Linked DNA regions of Homo sapiens: regions 2, 3 and 4 are each linked to region 1. Evidence: chromatin contacts called from ENCODE Hi-C or POLR2A ChIA-PET data. All regions are on one chromosome and are shown on one strand. Each heading gives the region's core, a stretch centred on a gene start or an enhancer-like site at or near the end of the contact. The rest is flanking DNA. Distances are from core to core; before and after follow the strand shown.

Region 1 (2,861 bases), core at 344-2,843:
TCTTTTTATTCCCCACTCTAGGTAATTTGTTCTGATTACCACCGTTCCAAAAGACAAGATTACACACCAGTGAAGCAAAGAGATAAAAGGGGGAAATCTGTTCCCTGCTGAGGCCGTATCAGAGCTCAACCCGTGTTTGGAAGCAAAGGCAATTTTTTTTTCAGCCCTAATGAAGCCTTGTTAACTATGAACCCTGGGGCTGAACTGATCTAGTGAGAGGAGTTATTTGGTGGGTGGTGGAGGGGGTTTAACAGCGGATTGGTACATTCAGAGATTATTATCATTCTTATCTTTCTTCTTAAAGCAAAAGAACTTAAATATGTACTAAAAACTGTTCTCACTGGGGTATAGAAAGGAATTGGAAGAACAAAATTGAAGTCCATCATCTCCTTCAGACAGAAATATATATGACCCACATTTGTAAGAGACAGACTACGCCTTGCTTCTTTCTCCCCCCTATGTTGCCAGTTCTCTTTGTCAGCAACTCTCTTGTCCTACTGGGATAACGTTTTAACTGTGGTACATAGGTTAGAAGCACACTATTTGTTTACAAGGGGATAAATGGTTGTTGCAATTACCGTAAAAAGCAGCAAACAAATGACCTTCAGGACTTGCCAGGAAAAGCAGTGGGTCTTTCTATGTGTTGAAACAATCTGGGCTCCACTGATGGTAAACACGAGGCAGAGACATGGATCTGGATGTGTCCTCTGGGGAGGGGGCAGGGATTGACACAGTTACAGAATTTGATCCACCCCATATTCTTCCCTTGGAGTTTAATTTCCATATAACTGAAAACATCTGAAGCAAACAGAGAGAAGCACTGCTGGACAGACCCATATCACAAGAGTAGGCAAAAAAAAAAAAAAAAAAAAGGAGCTCAAACACAACAGCTAGGTGTTTGATGTCATTCAATGATTCAGTTATGACTTAAGCGAGCTTCGGAAGTCGTGCGTCAAATGATAACCTGCATGAGAGAACTCAGTATAGAGCTGGCCTCAAGCACAAGGACATAGTTCTACAACTACAGACCCTAAAAAAAATTCATCATGGAAAAAAAAATAATAGAATTTTTCCCCTGGAGAAGCTTATGTTTAGATATTAGATACGTAAAAGACTGAACTATTTGTATAACCTCTAAGATTCTTTCCAGCTCTACAATTCACTGCATACATAAATGGGAAATGTTTAGGCCCAGGAGGCATACCAATGTGTACAAGTATACTGTTATTCATTTGATTCTTGCCCCGTATGCTTTACAGAGTCTAATTATCTAAATGAGATTTGGTTAAATAAAAATTGATATTTCTGTATGACAAGTATATATTTACATAAAAGGCAATACATATCCCCACAGTTTTCATTAAAATGGAAAAATAAAACGTATTTTAAAAAGTAATTGGAGAAGTTTTAGAAAGCACCTGGTTGAGGATTTCTTTGTTTTACAAATGAGGAATCTCAGGGAATCTTGGAGGTCTGTTCCTTCCAGGCCTCATTCCAGGGAGGGGCAGATTTGGAACTAGAGCCCAGGCCTCCAGGCTCTCACGCCTCTGTGGTCCGTGGTCCGTGGTCCGGGGCTTAGGTTGGCCGGTAGGGGTAGGGTAATAAATCTCATTCGCCAAATGAGGAAACAGCGTCATCTAGTGGAAATTTATCAGCGTATTCTAGACATGCTGTTATCCCTAGCTCTGCTGTCCCTAATTTCCCAAGACAACATTTCTGGACCATTTTCTCTCCCCCATGTTTCCAAAGCCCAAGAATCTCCCAGTGGGGCCCCCTCCTACAACCTCCTCACCCCACAGCATATTTCAGTCTCTTCTCTGCCAAACTTTCCAACATAGCCCCAGGAATCAATCATTTGCCTCAAGGGCCACCGGGGCTGTTGTCCTTTGAGTGTTTTTTGTTTCAAGTTTTCATCAAAATAACCCTGTTAACCACGGCTTCAGGCCTTTACCAAATGGTGTGGCAAATCAATTCCATCATTTATGAAGATCCAGATAGATACTGCTTTTCATTCAGCCACACTGAGATGATCCTTGTTTTTCCCCTGCTACCATCAAGTTAGGACACTTTGGTTGCTTTTGAAATAATTCATCAGGGAATTTCCCAGGACAGTTCTGTGACCAAGCATGTGGACAAGCTTCAGTCAAAACTTAGGAGGTATTAAATAGAAAACAAAACATGTAACAAGTAATTATCCCATATGATAAATGTTCCATTATGAGAAAGCACAAAGGGAAGGGGGAAATTCATTCTGCTGAGGTTAGAAAAAGCTGCATGCAAGAGGAAACACTAGATCTGAGTTTTGAAGGAGATAGATGGGCCTTTGATTTCTAAAGAAATGGGTGTGGTATGCTAGGCAGGGGGAACAGCAGAAGCAAAGGTCAGGAGTCCTGAGAGTACAGCATGTGATAAAGGATCAGGGCCCAAGAAGATGGGTGGGAAGTGATGTGGAAGGCAGTTCAGGACTGGAACAGAAAGATGCTTAGATGCCATCGCAGAAAACTTTTTTTTTTTTTTTTGAGACGGAGTCCCACTCTGTCACCCAGGCAGGAGTGCAATGGTGCGATCTCAGCTCACTGCCACCTCTGCCTCCCAGTTTCAAGCGATTTTCCTGCCTCAGCCTCCTGAGTAGCTGGGATTACAGGCACACACTACCACGCCCAGCTAATTTTTGTATTTTTAGTAGAGATGGAGTTTCACCATGTTGGTCAGACTGGTCTCAAACTCCTGACCTCATGATCCGCCCACCTTGGCCTCCCAAATTGCTGGGATTACAGGTGTGAGCCACCACGCCTGGCCGAAAACTTGGATTTTAGATGCAATTAGACACTATCAAATTATGGGCCACAGCAAAAAAACTG
Region 2 (2,963 bases), core at 37-2,536, 130 kb before region 1:
GTACACTTAGTTTAGAAGAAATTATATTCTTCAACTTTACCTTCCTTAGATAGCAAATACAACAATCCCCAAATTACCAGAATCCAAAGTGCTGGAAACCACTTTTTGAACTGCCATTGATTCTGTCATATTGTAAATCAAACCAGGTCATCATTGGAAAGCATCCCTACTCAGCTACCCCTCTCTCCTCTACAGGAACAATGGAGATCTATATTATGTATGAAGCTTGTCTCTCTTAACGTTGTTACAAATTCTTTCCATTGTATTAAAATACTTTCTTTTGCAAGGGAAATAAAAACATACGCTTTAAAAAGTCATACAAATGAAAGAATTGCTACATCTATTTCCTCATTAGAATGCTATTCAGGGTGTGGTGGTACCAGGAAATTAAGAACCCACCCAGTTAAGGTTACTGAGTGATGGGTTCGTTAGGAATTTCCAACAATTTAATGAATTTCGTCTAAGAATTTGAATGTTCCCCTCAGAGAGGGTAATCAGGCATCAAAAACACAATGAAACCTGCCCATCTCCCCAGAGAGAAATGAAAGTTGCTGGTGAAGACAAGTAATATTAGAATCACATCTTTTCTTCACCTATTTCTGGTTTTCAAAGGGGACAATAAATTCCTAAAAGCTAAGGTATCAGGAGCAACCTGATAAAAATATTTGCCATTTCAAATTCTATATTCTGTGAGGCTATAAATGATTTTATTAGTTTATTCCCGAGCAAGTACCTTATAAGTTTTACAAGCAGAGAAGCGGAGACTGCACTCTATATGATGAATCAGTTGCCCAGGAAGAGGTGCCTGTCTCAGGCTTCCCAGGCTTTGCTAATTCCCAATCATTGCCAGTTGCCCCACGAGACAAGCATGACTGAGATAAAGTGTCCTTTCACAGCCACTGAACAAGCCCAGCATTGTCCCTTCCAGTTCTTAGAATGCGCTATTTTTAATTTAGCAGACTAGCTTTTATCTTGCTAAATGAAAGGTATTCTATACACTCTCCTGAGTTTTTTTTTTTCTCTTGCAGTCTCTTCTCCTGGGAAATTGAAAGATTTTTTTGAAATGATATCCAAAGGATACAACCTTGCCTATTACTTCCCCTGGAGAGGAAACAAGGCTCAGAGATTCAAGCCATAGTTTTCTTTACACTTGACAAGGTTTCAAATGCCCAGGATGTTCTTAAAAGTGTGGATACTGTTACACTGTACTAAGAATGCCTAGCCATGGCAGGGTGGTGGGGAGCGCTGGCACTTGGCAAAGGAGCTGGGGTTTTACTAATGACAGATCCCGATAGCAGGAGCCAGGTCAGAGCTGGCTGCATGCACTGCCCTGGGGCCGGAGGTACCTCTGCCAGGCTCCAGCCCTCTGCCTGCCAGCACACAGTCCTGTGGCGACTGAGGATTAAGAAGACCAGGAACCCAGGAACCACAGATCCCTGAGAGATGCTGCAAGTGGGAGGAAGATAGCTAAGAATGGGTTCCTTGCAAAGCCTTTCTTGTTGCTGCCTCCACAGTCCCTTCCTTCCCACCCACTCGACTGCCACCCATATATACTTAATGGGTACATAGTGAAATTGTTCTACCATACTGCATACCCTGAGTGGATTCTTCCAGGAAATGTTTAATCCCAACCAACCCCATCCTGCATCTCTGATTCAATCAATGGCCACTCCCATGGCCACCATCACCATCCCCTTAACACCTCTCCACCTGTCTCCATCCCCCAGCCACCTGGTGGACTAAATGGTAATATTTTGTCTTTCCTGTCCCACAGCCTTCCCGGATGGAATGTGCACTCCCTCATTTGTGTCTCTTTTGTGTTCTGTGCACACTTCTATTGTGCACCTGTAATGTTAGTCTCCCCTCTTCAAATACAGAGACTGGGTCTTGTCTACCTCTGTCTGCCCCGTCCCTGTACTAGGAACATGGCACTCAGTGAACGAATGAGTGCTGACCGACTAAAGAATGATTGTGTATCTGGCCAGTGCTGGGAAAAGCTGAGCATATGAGCAAGATGTCTTCCTCTCCAGGCATTCTCTTATCCCAGGTTGACCCCTCTGTCATTGTGGCTGCTGCTACTGTGGTTACAGTGGTGGTTGCTGCAGGTGTCCTCAACTCTGCTGCCTCCGCAGCCCTGTTCAGTTGTCTGCTGTTAAGCTTGTGCTCTTCTTAATACTTTGGCATGGGCTTCTCAGCCATTGGAATTCTTACCTCTATTAGAATCAGCTGGATCACTTTTACAAAATCTGTGCAGATGTCCAGGCTCCACCCCAGACCAATTAATCAGACCCTCTTGGCTGGGCGTGGTGGCTCACGCCTGTAATCCCAGAACTTTGGGAGGCCAAGGTGGGCGGATCACCTGAGGTTAGGAGTTCAAGATCAGCCTGGACAACATGGTGAAACCCTGTCTCTACTAAAAATACAAAAATCAGCTGGGTGTGTTGGCGCATGCTTGTAATCTCAGCTACGTGGGAGGCTGAGGCACAAGAATCACTTGAACCCGGGAGGCAGAGGTTGCAGTGAGCCAAGATTGCACCACTGCACTCCAGCCTGGCCAACGGAATAAGACTCTGTCTCAAAAAAAAAAAAAAAAAAAAAAAAAAAAAAAAAAAAAAAAAAAAAAGAAGAAGAAGAACAAGAAAAGAGGAGGAAGAGGAGAAAGAAGGAGGGAGGAGGAGGAGAAGGAAAAGGAGGAGAAGAGGAAGAAGAAGCTCTTGAGGGAAAACTCAGGCATCATATATGCATTTTCTGAGCTCCCCAGGAGATGCGAGAATACAGCCTGGGTTGCCTGTACTGACTTAGTGGCTCCAGGGGCTACCAATAGGGGGACAGGGCAACGAGATGATCCATAACACTGCCCATGTAAGGAACTGAAATACCAAAGCATTCCATAGTGAGCTCTGTGCAGAATCAAGAAAAAAAGATGGCTCAAAAGTTTTCCTGCCCCTGAGTTCAATGCAAAA
Region 3 (2,700 bases), core at 196-2,695, 230 kb before region 1:
TCAGGCACTGTGGGCAGCTTCCAGGGAAAAGAGGAGACATGCTTTTAACCCATTAGCAGCTTCCAAGAAAATGATGCAGATGAAATGAACATAATCTATAATGCCTGGAAACACAAACAAACACATATGTATATAGCAGCTGAGGATTGCTTTGTTTTGGTAATATGATTACATATGTGTAAGAAAGAAATTATAGGGTCTAGGTCTATTCATTTGGTGCTTCAGTCCCCCATAGATGTAACACACACCAATTCAAATAGGTAGGCTTATGCATGCCCCCTGTATATAAAGCGTCTGTCTATCTTCACGTAATAAAGCAAATATAGACAAAGGCATTCTCTAAACCAAAGGAGTTTGGGCTGTTTGGAGATCCTGTTATTAGGTCACAGGAATAATTCAGGTTAAATTTTCACAGTCCCTCTATAAGTGAACCATTGAATACATAAAGCATTGAACACACAAGGGCTGTTGGCTTTGATGGTTGGCAAAGTCCACACACCCAGCTCTACCTTTCTTTGCACCACCCTACCCTGCTACATTTTCAAATCCACAGGCAATGTTGAGTGAAAGCTTACTCAACACTGCAGGCACCCCAGGAGTTATCCTGGTGAAATACATAAATGTTCTGTCCTTTCAGATACAGCAAGACTCTTTCAGATTTTAGTGGCTAAAATATAAAGTTTGTAGCCAGTCTTGGGGAAACCTCAACTTCAAACATGAGACAAAATTCAATTCAAGAATCTAGCTTTGCCAAGTTTCTCACTCTATCTGTTTGACATCTTGGTCTTGTCCTTCATCAGGCTTTACTTAAAAAGTAAAACTGAATAAAAATTGATTTCACAATCAACAAAACTTAGCCACTCTCCTGATGTGTTACTTAGCTTAAAAACAATTCTAATTCAGTTCTATAATATAATTATATAACTTAATTAGGTAATTCTACTTTTCAGGCAAAAGTATAACCTAATAAAATCTTCTCAAATTTTATACTCAACAAATCCATGAAGCACAAAAAGGGCCAAACATTTTCTATTACAAAAAAAAGAATAGTTTTTTAAGAATCCATTGAAGACTCCACAATTATACTTTTACATAAATTGACTAAAAATTTTTCCCCAAATCAGAAAGTCGAAATCCAAGAAACTATCAACAAATATACTTTAAAAGGAACAAATAAGTTACTATGCAAAAGAAGCAGAGACTATGTTCAAGAGAAGCATAAATATTCAAATATTTATTTTTTCAGATTTTGTTGGTCTGAATAGCTACTGAGTTTTATACTAATGTCTTTAAATCTGTTACTATGCATAACATTCTACTTGTGGCATGTTTTAAGACACTCTTTGGTCATGTTTTTGCACATTTATAAAATAACAAATTCAGTGTTATTACTCAACAAACTCATAACATAACTGATCTTGTAAAAACGTCATCACTGATGGGAAAGATCCATGCCTACGTTATGACTAAGGGAAGCAGCCCAGTAGCCTCCGGGAGCAAGCAGCTATATGCATCATCGGGTGCATTTGCAAGGTTGGAATTCAGAGCTTTTGCAACAGGCTTCATCCAGGAGGCAGGAAAATAGCATGGGTGTGACTTGGGAAAAGAGCTCCAAGTTAACTGTGGGAAGCCATGGGAAGCCGTGGGAAGGCCACTTGGTTCCCATCTTCTCCCTCTTTCCTGCACTATATCTAAACAAACCTTTTGACAACCGGTAAACTGGGAATTTTGACTGTAGGATCCACAGTTCTAAGATATTTAAAATCTTCCCCTTTTGCAAGGGAAATTATTCAGCTCTGAAAAATTTAGTAGGCTGTTTGGGGGCTGGGTTCCTAGGGAACTTAACTGTTTTAAATAATGCTCTTTGACCTCTAAGGAACAGAGACCCACTTTACTTCAGGGCAGGGCTTGGGTGTTACCTGAAAATATCCACACAGACCAGAATGGATCAGAAGGTCATAAGGCCCTAGATGTTCCCCAGTTTTAGGCCCTGGTCTCTCTCCTTTGATCTCTTTCATGTCCCCTGTCTCATGACCTCTCTGACTCAGTATCTCTCGGTGACATCACTTTCTTCTTCTTTTTTTTTTTTAACCTTTTATTTTAGGTGCAGGTTTGTTACGTAGACAAACTGTGTGTCTCGGGGGTTTGGTGTACAGATTATTTCGTCACCCAGGTAATAAGCTTAGTACCCGGCAGGTAGTTTTTGATCCTCGCCTTCCTCCCACCCTCCACCCTCAAGTAGGCCCCGGTGTTTGTTGTTCCCTTCTTTGTGAAAGACATTCTTTTCTGACCAGCTTTTTCTCTCTTTTCTATGCCACGTCATAACTTCATCTTGCACGTGGCTTTGGCTTACGTGAGCCTGTGGCAATTTGACAGCTCCAATAAAATTACTTCCTGGCAATTCATTCCTTGTTGTTGAGTCCAAATTGCCAAAGGAAAGACTCTGGTTGGCCCAGCTCATCTTTGTGTGCCAGCTCCTGAGTATGTGATGGCAAACCTATGTGCTGGCTGTCTTGAGGTCAGGCTTCTGAAATCTCTGTGCGTGTGTGGGGTGCAGCTCATGAGTTTACAGAGCAAAGACTACAGATGGAGCACACTCCCCAGAAAGGCCTGTGGCCGGGCCGAAAGTGGCCAGTATCTCTAGGAAACTTTATTTTTAATATGCTCTTGGCTCTTTATTAAAATATTCAGCTTTTCATT
Region 4 (2,925 bases), core at 269-2,768, 200 kb before region 1:
TGATCTCGAACTCCTGACCTCGTGATCTGCCTGCCTGGGCCTCCCAAAGTGCTGGCATTACAGGCATGAACCACCACACCCAGCCACAACATCTTCTTTCTATACACTGGTTTCTTATATGTGATCAGTACTTGGCTGTGCCTACACTTTCTGCTCACTGACCATAATGGATGCTTCACTTGAGTATTTAACCCAGAGCTCAGCCACATTTCCCCCTCCAATTTCCCTGTGATTTAAGTAGCCTGTCCAGACATGCTCTAACCGCAGGTGCCCACAGTGCTGTCCTGCACCTCGGTTACTCTTGACTTCATGGCCACAACAGACAAACAGCAGCTGAACCTAGGATCGTGGCAACTTAGAATGTCTGAGTCAGTTTCTATTACGTTCACAACTATGGAGATGGTCGAAAGGACAGATAGCGTTCAGTAGGCAGTTGGTTTGGGGTGGCCTGGGCAATTTTTTCACTATATCAATATTCAAGAGATTTAAATTTTTTTAATTTAAAATTAAGATAATATGCCTACAGTAAAGTTCACTCTCTTTAGTGTACAGTTGTCAGATTTTGACATCACGTACAAGTCATGTAACCACCACTATAACAAGATGCAGAACAGTTTCATCATCTGGAAATGTTCCCCCATGCTCCTTTGTGGCAGACACTCTATTCTAAAACACTCCTTAGGTGATTGTGATGGGCAGCCATGCAGGGGAATCGCTGATATGGCGCCAAACCTTTTATAAATGGAAAAGTTACGTGACTCGCCCGAGATCATGCTGCTTGACAGCTGGGGCTAGGACAGAACCTAGGTCATCGTTTCTCAGTTTTACTTTCTTCCAACACACACCACTTATTCTAAAGTATCCGGGTCCACAGTGGTTCCTCCAAGTAAAAACATACATATGAAATAAACAATAAACAAAAATAACCACAAACTGAAATGAAGAAACCCCAAATTAAAACAGAATGAAATAAAACAACCACAACAGATAATCCTGAGATTCCTTAAATTTACCTGAATATACTCAGAAGCAATAGCAAGATAGGAAAGAATGATTGTACCTTATTTCCAGCACAAAATGCTGTTCTTTTCTTTCTTTTTGTTTTTGCAAACACTGTGTGTCCTACCCAGTGCTAAAATACACCTATGGCAAGTCACCTCTAGGTATAATGTGCAGAAAACCGAGAAACTGTAGGGAAATTAAAAACTTAACTCCACAACTTAACTTCCTTCTCTTATTATGCCTCTGATCTGGATAATGAAAAGAGGCACACTTGGAGAAAAACATGCTGCAAATATCTGAGGGTGACTGGCAGACAGTCCTGATCCAATTATGGCCCTAATGATCAGCCTATAAATAAAGCAGCTTTGCCTCTTTTAGATGAGCTTCCTAAAGATAGAAGTTATTTTGTCTTGAGAAGCTCACAGCCCTACCCAGGGGATGGGCCAAGTAAGGCCACAGAAGTTTGAAACCCTCTGTGTTTTTCCAGGGAAAACCACCAGAGCTTCAGGTGGGTGTGCCCACATATGGCAGCACAACGTGTGGGAAAGATCCATCCTGGGGGTAAAGAGCATTTGCTGCTTTGCTGTGTGTGTGCCAGAAGCCAAAGTCAAGAATCACTTAAAATCCTAGGCATGGACTCAAAAGAGAACAGCAAGCAAGAGTCATCACTTCCAACAATGTGAACCTTTCATGAAGTCTGAATTAATTTTCCACCCGGAGATTATTTTTTTTTTTTCATGTTCTCTCCTGTCTGTCCCTCTGCAGGAAATGCCCCAGGAGGGCTCTCCATTCCCATGGGTCTTTAGGTGTTTCACAGAACCTCAGGCCTAAATCCTAAGCAGTTTGCTTTTCTTTCTTTGGTCTGTAATGCTACCAGCCCATTCCTGAGGTTAATGGTGATCTTATAAAGCCATGGCGGGAGACCTTTCTGTGACCTTGAACACAGAGTTGTATTCACTGACAATTAACTTCCCAACCACGTGCCTGGCTCTCTCTGGCATTCAAGTACTGTACCTGGATGCTAGCACCAAACTACCAGGGTCTAAATCCTGATTCCACTATGTTTTTTCAAAGCATGTTAGTGGACAAGCTATTTAGCCTCCCTTGGGTCTCAGTTTCCTCATCTGAAAATTGGGTGCAATCATATTACCAACCACAAAGGGGGGTTGTATGAAAATGAAAATACCTAGCAAAGTGAACACTATTATCTTGGGGAAACTTGAAAAACTCTAGTCCATCCTGGCTTCCTTAAGAAATACTGTATCTGAAGTATCTCTTGCTGGGGACAGGCAACTGAGAACAAACAGTTACAAAGAATTTATGAACAATCTTAAATATTTAACTTAAAAATCATTTTTGTGATGCTTCGCCAAACTATTTAAAAATATATAAAAATGAGCAATTTGCCCAGAATTTTAAAGAAAATGGCTAAAGAAATACTCTTCTGAATGCCCATATGTTTTTGCTGTTATTCAACCTACGAGGCCACATCACCATTCCCAACATTCCTGTCAAACTAGGGGTGAATTTTAGAGCATCAGAGTTTAAAAACAGAGCATTTTTCCCCATTGTCCTTGCTGCCATTAACTGTGCCACACTGGACAAATGTGTTCTCCATCTGTGCTGATGAGGAGCACGTATGTGACTATTATGTTTGTGCTACTTTTAATTTCCCTACAGTTTCTCAGTTTTCTGCACATTATATCTCAAGAATACCTAAAGAGGCACCTGTATGGAATGAAAAGCAAAACTTGCCCGTCTTCAGGCTCTGCTCCTTCTTCAAAGTTGGTTTGAGAAGGGGAGAATCTGTTGTGCTATCAAAGCCTGGCAATTCTTGGTGAGGATGTGTCTCAAGAAGCAACACGTGAGACAACTGTGCAGGATGAGCTCTGCACTCCCTTTTTCACCTGAAATTTCTTGCAT

The links. A loop is a pair of places that touch in the nucleus more often than their neighbours do. ChIA-PET counts read pairs that join two places held with the same protein, here RNA polymerase II (POLR2A). Pooled maps may share reads with other maps.
Region 2: a loop to region 1 is called in a map of gastrocnemius medialis, with 2.0 times the contacts of the local background. The contact joins two enhancer-like sites. A Hi-C loop is called at or near these places in 2 of 168 maps with a recorded cell type or tissue (A673 and gastrocnemius medialis) and 4 of 50 pooled maps. POLR2A ChIA-PET finds 5 or more read pairs at or near these places in 3 of 52 experiments (AG04450, MCF 10A and WTC11).
Region 3: POLR2A ChIA-PET joins it to region 1 with 10 read pairs in PC-9. The contact joins two enhancer-like sites. A Hi-C loop is called at or near these places in 2 of 168 maps with a recorded cell type or tissue (DLD1 and endothelial cell of hepatic sinusoid). POLR2A ChIA-PET finds 5 or more read pairs at or near these places in 3 of 52 experiments (BJ, MCF 10A and PC-9).
Region 4: a pooled map shows a loop between it and region 1 (3-fold over the local background). The contact joins two enhancer-like sites. A Hi-C loop is called at or near these places in 1 of 168 maps with a recorded cell type or tissue (heart left ventricle), 3 of 37 single-sample maps with no recorded cell type and 2 of 50 pooled maps. POLR2A ChIA-PET finds 5 or more read pairs at or near these places in 1 of 52 experiments (MCF 10A).

What each region holds. Positions count from the first base shown.
Region 1 is chr6:134,821,483-134,824,343 of GRCh38, forward strand. The region is part of intron 2 of LOC101928277 (a long non-coding RNA gene); the gene reads right to left. Among named protein-coding and RNA genes, the nearest start is that of ALDH8A1, 130 kb to the right of the region's middle. Within about 2 kb of position 1,594, at least 5 of the 41 ENCODE cell types and tissues checked have a DNase peak (open chromatin) inside an H3K27ac peak, as active enhancers do.
Region 2 is chr6:134,688,530-134,691,492 of GRCh38, forward strand. All of the region lies in intron 4 of LOC101928277 (a long non-coding RNA gene), which reads right to left. Among named protein-coding and RNA genes, the nearest start is that of LINC03002, 150 kb to the left of the region's middle. Within about 2 kb of position 1,287, at least 8 of the 41 ENCODE cell types and tissues checked have a DNase peak (open chromatin) inside an H3K27ac peak, as active enhancers do.
Region 3 is chr6:134,588,211-134,590,910 of GRCh38, forward strand. No RefSeq gene overlaps it. Among named protein-coding and RNA genes, the nearest start is that of LINC03002, 50 kb to the left of the region's middle. Within about 2 kb of position 1,446, at least 4 of the 41 ENCODE cell types and tissues checked have a DNase peak (open chromatin) inside an H3K27ac peak, as active enhancers do.
Region 4 is chr6:134,624,678-134,627,602 of GRCh38, forward strand. No RefSeq gene overlaps it. Among named protein-coding and RNA genes, the nearest start is that of LINC03002, 86 kb to the left of the region's middle. Within about 2 kb of position 1,519, at least 2 of the 41 ENCODE cell types and tissues checked have a DNase peak (open chromatin) inside an H3K27ac peak, as active enhancers do.